2 separate regions of the Homo sapiens genome follow, and region 1 is linked to region 2. Evidence: chromatin loops called from intact Hi-C (ENCODE). Cell type or tissue: endothelial cell of umbilical vein. All regions are shown on one strand. Links, peaks and the distances in the headings refer to the core of each region. The heading gives the core; the rest is flanking DNA. Region 1 overlaps TNR (tenascin R). Region 2 overlaps TNR (tenascin R).

What was found. Peaks named below come from ENCODE experiments on the same cell type or tissue, not always from the same donor. Only the 100,000 strongest peaks of a DNase experiment are listed, where the experiment ranks them.
Region 1: it touches region 2 in a loop (10-fold over the local background); 1 of 110 quality-filtered maps calls a loop at or near these places.

What each region holds. Positions count from the first base shown.
Region 1 is chr1:175,362,007-175,364,924 of GRCh38, forward strand. It overlaps TNR (tenascin R), which reads right to left. Exons shown (of 23, transcript NM_003285.3): 13 at 1,702-1,821; 14 at 657-803. Among named protein-coding and RNA genes, the nearest start is that of KIAA0040, 170 kb to the left of the region's middle. RefSeq lists an enhancer at 2,896-2,918. In endothelial cell of umbilical vein, for the core only: no CTCF peak of the experiment used is centred there; no DNase peak of the experiment used is centred there; H3K27ac peaks cover 555 bases.
Region 2 is chr1:175,596,535-175,599,452 of GRCh38, forward strand. The region is part of intron 1 of TNR (tenascin R); the gene reads right to left. Among named protein-coding and RNA genes, the nearest start is that of TNR, 150 kb to the right of the region's middle. In endothelial cell of umbilical vein, for the core only: no CTCF peak of the experiment used is centred there; a DNase peak (open chromatin) is centred at 1,647; H3K27ac peaks cover 2,176 bases.

The DNA of each region.
Region 1 (2,918 bases), core at 259-2,758, 230 kb before region 2:
CACCTCCCTTCCTCTGGTCATTATGTAGGAGCTGATGGAGGATGCAGAAGACATCTGGATCTGACTAGGGGGCCTGTCAGAGACATGAGCTACACGGTGCCCCTGCAGGCAGCCCAGGATGCACACGGAGCCACATCACCTTCACTGCTTTGGTCCCGGGTGAGGGAGTTATGGCCACTTTGGTGCCTTCTTTCTCCCTGGAGCACAAAGCAAGAGCAAAGGCACCTTCTTGGTGGTTTCTGGCTATATCTGATGATGAATTTCATGACCCCATTCCATTACTGGAATAACAACCCTTTTCTTCTCGAGGTGAAATTTTCTCATCTGAGTCTTTTACAAAATCAGATGAATGATTCAGATATCTGTTTTAGAATTCACTTCCATTATATGTCTGAAAGGGCACTGTTTATGTTGGAAGTTCCATGAAAATTCCTAACCTAAACCAGCAAGACTTCTAGAGGGTGACTCTCTAAACGTTTAGTATTAGGGAGGAATATTGGGGGAGAGAAATTGCAAATTGCCCTGCAAGACACAGTGAGTTGGAGGAGCACCCCGAAATGGAGCCTTAGCCTCCAGAACCTTTCTACAAGCCCGAACAACTTCACCCAGATCTTCAGCCAGGGTTCTGACTTGACACAGCAGGGAGACATTCCCACCTGTGTGCACAAGAGTACAGATGCGCTCGCTTTCCTCCCTGCCCCGCACGCTGTTGAGGCTGATTTCGTATTCGGTAGCTGGGTTCAGTCTGGTGATGGTGAATTCTGTCACAGTGTTGGGCACCACTGAGCTGTCTAGTCGTCCCACTGGAGAAGAGAAGAATCTACAGTTAAAATTCAGCAGCCCTTTCATCCAAGCAGCCCATGGTACAGTCTATGTCAATAAAGCACAGATGGGTGTGGGACTCCGCACTCAGTGGGGAGGGATGATACATGGTTCATGGGCTGGGAATGTTGGAGTGTGAAGAGGCTTTGCACACTGGTCTCACTCCTTCATTTTATGGGCTCCTTGGAGCAAAGAAAAATGACCTACCTATTAAGTGGTTTTCTAACAAGCTGGTCTTCTCTAAGACAATGACATTAAGGCAGTGTAGAGGGCACCGATGCAAGGAGCAGTCCCCACAGTCCAGAGACAGTGTAGTCTGGAATGCTGTCCTGTGTCCTCACTGGAAGTGAGTGTGCCCTCCACTTCCTTAAAAATGCCACATGTACCAGCAAGAACTGGCAGGATGCAGGTGAGGTCTGGGCCAGTTTCCTCTGACTCATAACTTGTCTGGAGTGGCTGAAATGGGACCACATCACTGTGCTTCCCTCCAAGGCTCCATCTGGCTTTGCTGGGTCTTTAGCCATCCCTCTGGATCCTAGTCTTGAACTTCATTCTTGTAGGAATATTCATGTGACCCAAGCTCTTGGCAGATTCTTTTGGGGCTCTTTTTTTCTCAAGACACTGCCTAGATAATGGTGATCAGTTACCTCTGCTAGTGAAGGGCCTGCTCTCTGGGTGAATGTAATCAAGCCTTTCTCAAGAGGCATTGGTGAGTGTGGGGTTTCTTGGCTGCTCACCAGCCCACTCTCATTCTGATGCAGCATGCCACAGAGAAGAGGAAAAACGCAGGCAGGAGTGGATGTTCTGCGGGATATGCTAGTTCTCCCATAATCTTCACCCAAATCCTAGTATCTTTGAGAAATCAAATCACTTTGTTACCTTGGGTGGGTCGATATGATACTCGGTAGTAATCGAAAGATGCAACAGGAGGGCTCCAGGAGACCATCACTGAGTCCTTGGTCACATTGCTAATTGTGATGTCTTTTGGGGGATCAATTCCTACAAGGACCCAGTGATTGTGGGAAAAAGACAGAAAGCACAGTGTGAAAAAGAAATTCTCATCCCTGGTTTTATGTTGACCAAAAGCCAATGTTGTCCCAAAGGCAGACAAGATCTTTCCATGTAATAGGGTATCTTAAAACCATGGTCACGCTGATGTTTCACTTGAAACCTTGTAGGTATGACCAAAGCTATGTTCATGGAGAATATTTTAACAACATGAAGACAAGCTGGCAAGCTCTGTACCTGTTACCTATCTGCAAGCCAACTAGGAACTTTTTTTTTAAGTTCATATGTTTTGTTTTGAATTGGGAGAAACATAGGCATTTTCTCTGAGGTAATTTTTTAAGATAAACCAAATTTTGCCTGTATCTCTTATTCTTTAGCAGCCACCTTTGGTTTCAGTTTTGAAAAACTGCCTATTGACTATACAGGGATTTCAGAGCACAAGTCCAGAACAAATCCATTTTCCTAAATTGTATTTCATTTATGCTATGGGCTTTTTTTTTTTTTTACTGCTAGGGGATCACAGAGTTGATCAGCTAAGTGTTTAATCTACTTGTCCAGTTTGTGAGTTCTTGTTAGTAAGGAGGAAACTACCCAAACATACATATCTTCACCCACATGTACCTCATATTTGAAACTGTGTTTGGGAATAATGAGCTGGGACTGATCCAATTCATCTCTGAGTGCCTGTGTTTTCTAAGCAACATCCAAATCAACCCCATTCTCTGAGTGCCAGGTCACTACCTGATTGCATGCTAGTCCCATGTGAGACTAAGGAAGCATTATTGTACGAGTGAACTTTCTGGGCAGTTAAGAGATGGTTCTTCAGAATAGGAACAGGTGTCTCTTCACTGTAGAGGGATTCCTCTTGGAGACTAGCTTTCTCCAGTGCTTTTCTTCTAAGCTGGTAGTGGGAGGTCTTTTGGACAAATGCATTCAAGCTTTGACCTCCTCAAGACATTGACTTTGTCCCACCTTCCAAGTGGGAGTTTCTTATCTAATGCATCTTCTGCAGCACTGGAGGAAGTAGCTGTTTCAGAACAGGTCACAGACTTTCTCTAGCCATAGAGGAAATCCCCTACTCCTTGGGT
Region 2 (2,918 bases), core at 282-2,781:
TGATCTTTCTAAACTGGAAGGATGGATTATTGTCAACATAACAAACCTCATTTTCCAGTGTGGGAAAAAAAATCATTGAAATAATTTCTCTAGAAAGAAACAAATTCATTATATGGAAAAATCAGCCTCCGTTCAGCAACACTTGAATGGTGGCTTCAAACATTAGAAACTTGCCAAACCAATTTTCTCCTCTCAGATTTAACACTGCTCCATTTATCTCAGTGGGGACTAAAGACCAGCTAAATTTGAAGTCATAAAGCTCAGCCTTTTTGAATGATTTTGGTCAAAACAGCTTTTTTGTAAGCAGACAAAGTGTGCTTATTTAATGTTCTTCCTTCTCAAAAGGGACTAAAGAGAAATTTCTAAAATTTTCCCAAAACATTTCACCTCTGAGCTGATTATAAAGGTGGAGAGTTTCAGCTGGAAAAGGGGTGCATATTTCAGGGTTATCAGCTCTCAGAAATAGAAGATTATAATGGAATCAGGGCTCCTTCCCACTTGCTTTTAACTACAGTTAATGCTTCTGTAATCATTATAATAATGATGTTTTGCATTTATATAGCACTATTCATTCTTCTTAGGAGCTCAGAATGCTTTGCAAACATTATCTCATTAAATCCTCTTGACATCCCTGCGAGGCAGGTGATGACAAGAGAGATTGTCCCTGAGGTACAAGGCTCTCTCAGGGGCCAGCACAGTGGTGAGATGAGCTGCCCATAATCCCAGACCAAGTCCCCACAGGGCTGGAAATAGAGCACTGGTCTGCAGGATGCTTGACAGAACCTCACGTGAGGAACAGCATCTCCTAGGGAATGTGAGAAGTGACTTTGTTCCCCACATGTCCTGGCACAGCTTCCAGAGGCTCATGTAATAGGAAACAATGCCTGGGTCCTCCCATCTGGAAACTGCTTTTGGATACTGTGGATAGAGGGAGCATTCAGTGAATATTGCTGAATGCATGAATGCTAGTTTAGTCTCAAGATTTCCAGCTGCACTTGGTTGTGCTAAAAGTTCAAATTGTACCCAAGAGCTGAATTTTCAGAGGCCTTCCTTTACTTTTCAGACACTGGGGCTTGTCTATACCTGCTGATGGTTTTAGATGGAGGAAGAGGCCTATTGGTTTGGAATATTCTGGTAAAAACCTTGCTGAGGGGTGTATTGGAAATGTGGGGGCATGGGGGCCCTAGTTAGCTGGACCAGTCATGTAAATTAGCATTGATCCATTCACCTCCAAGCATTTGGCCAGGCCCAAAAGAAAAACAGATGGCAGTTAGGGAAGAATGAATTTTAATAAAAATGGAAACTACTGACTTTTCTGCAGTAACATTATTCCTCTAGGCTCATTTCCATTGTTCTCTGTCATCACTAGAGAACAGAGAAGGGTTAGTGAAAATTGAACAGACCTCTGCACCAGCTAGGGTCTTTAAATCCAGCTTCTCAAGAAGTTCACAAGAAATCAGATAATCTTAGATTATCTTTCCTGGACCTCACCTTTATCATCAACAAATAATTCTTTCAGGCCACTACACACAGGGCATGTTCCTGAGGATGCCGAGAACAATATAAGGCAGTAAGGCAAGGGACCGTCCTTGCATTAGTCAAACAGGATGTGTACTCAAGAACAACAGTAACAGTCTCCAGAAATCAGTGTATGAACTTCCCTCAGGAAGTAAAGATCACCATGCAAATGCGAGGTGTTTTCCCACCGGTGATTCAACTGTAGACCTCATTTAGTCCAATTCTCTATTTCAGTTAAGTTTAACGATTATTTTTAGAGCATTTACCAAAACTAAAGGCCATACAGGTTAAATGACTTGATCAAGATCACTTCATTAGTTATATCATTGAAAACATAATAACAAATCAACTCACCAAGATTAGAGGTGCTATTTTCCATGGGACACAAACAAAAGGAATATTAAATGCTGCAGGAATTCAGGCAATACAGTTATAGTTTTCAGCAAGCATGTTTTAGTTACCAAAGCCTTGGACGTGGGCATGAATACATGCTTATGGAATGTACAGTATGCTGTATAAACAGAAGGCATGCGTGAAATGGCATGGTGACTGTGAGAATCCAAATTCTAAAAGGTTATGAGTGTCTAGAACTGGAGAACCAAATGAATAGAGGTACATTTAGGAGAAGTATGCACTCTGCAGTTAGTTTCTAGAAGGACAGAATATGGGTCACATCTGACCCTGCTCCAGAGACTTTAGTCAAGTGTTGTGGGAAGGCACTCAAAGAGCCAAGGTCTAGGTAAGACTCCATTAGGTCAGGCACCCAGCCGCTCAGTGGCATGTAAATCACTCTGCCACTCTAGAATCTCAAGTTCCCCAAGTCTTCACATTTTCTGGAATGCTCTAATGAATCTGTAAGCTCCATGAGGGCAGAAATCCAACGTGTGCAGGAACCCCTCCCTCTTTGTTGAGCAGAGAGGAGATGCGTCCTTAAATCGAATGCACTCTTAGGTGGCTCCGGCTCTCCAGGAGCTAAAGGGCTTCCCCAAGGTCACACGTTCAGTGACGGAGAGGCAGGGTGGAGCTGCGGTCTCCAGACTCCATTCCAGCCTCTATGGGCCCCGGGTTGCGGGGGGTCACCAATTTGCAGAGCTGAGGGAGAAGAGAGGAGGGAGGAAGGAGAGCAGGAGGGAGGGGAAGCTGTCCCCAGCTGCCAGATGGGAAGTGTCAGCTTGGCCTTGGCCACCTCGGGTCACCGCTCCTCCCTTTCAGGCGCCCGGGTTTGCCCACCGCGAAGAGCAGTGGCGGAGACATCGCAGCAACGCTAACGGGGCAGACCGCATAGGGGCCCTGAGAGGCACACACGCGCCTTCTGCTCACACCTCAGGCAGTCGGAGGGGCCCGGCGGAGCTGTGTTCGTGTTGTCATGGCGACGGAAGCAGACCATTAGAGCATTACGA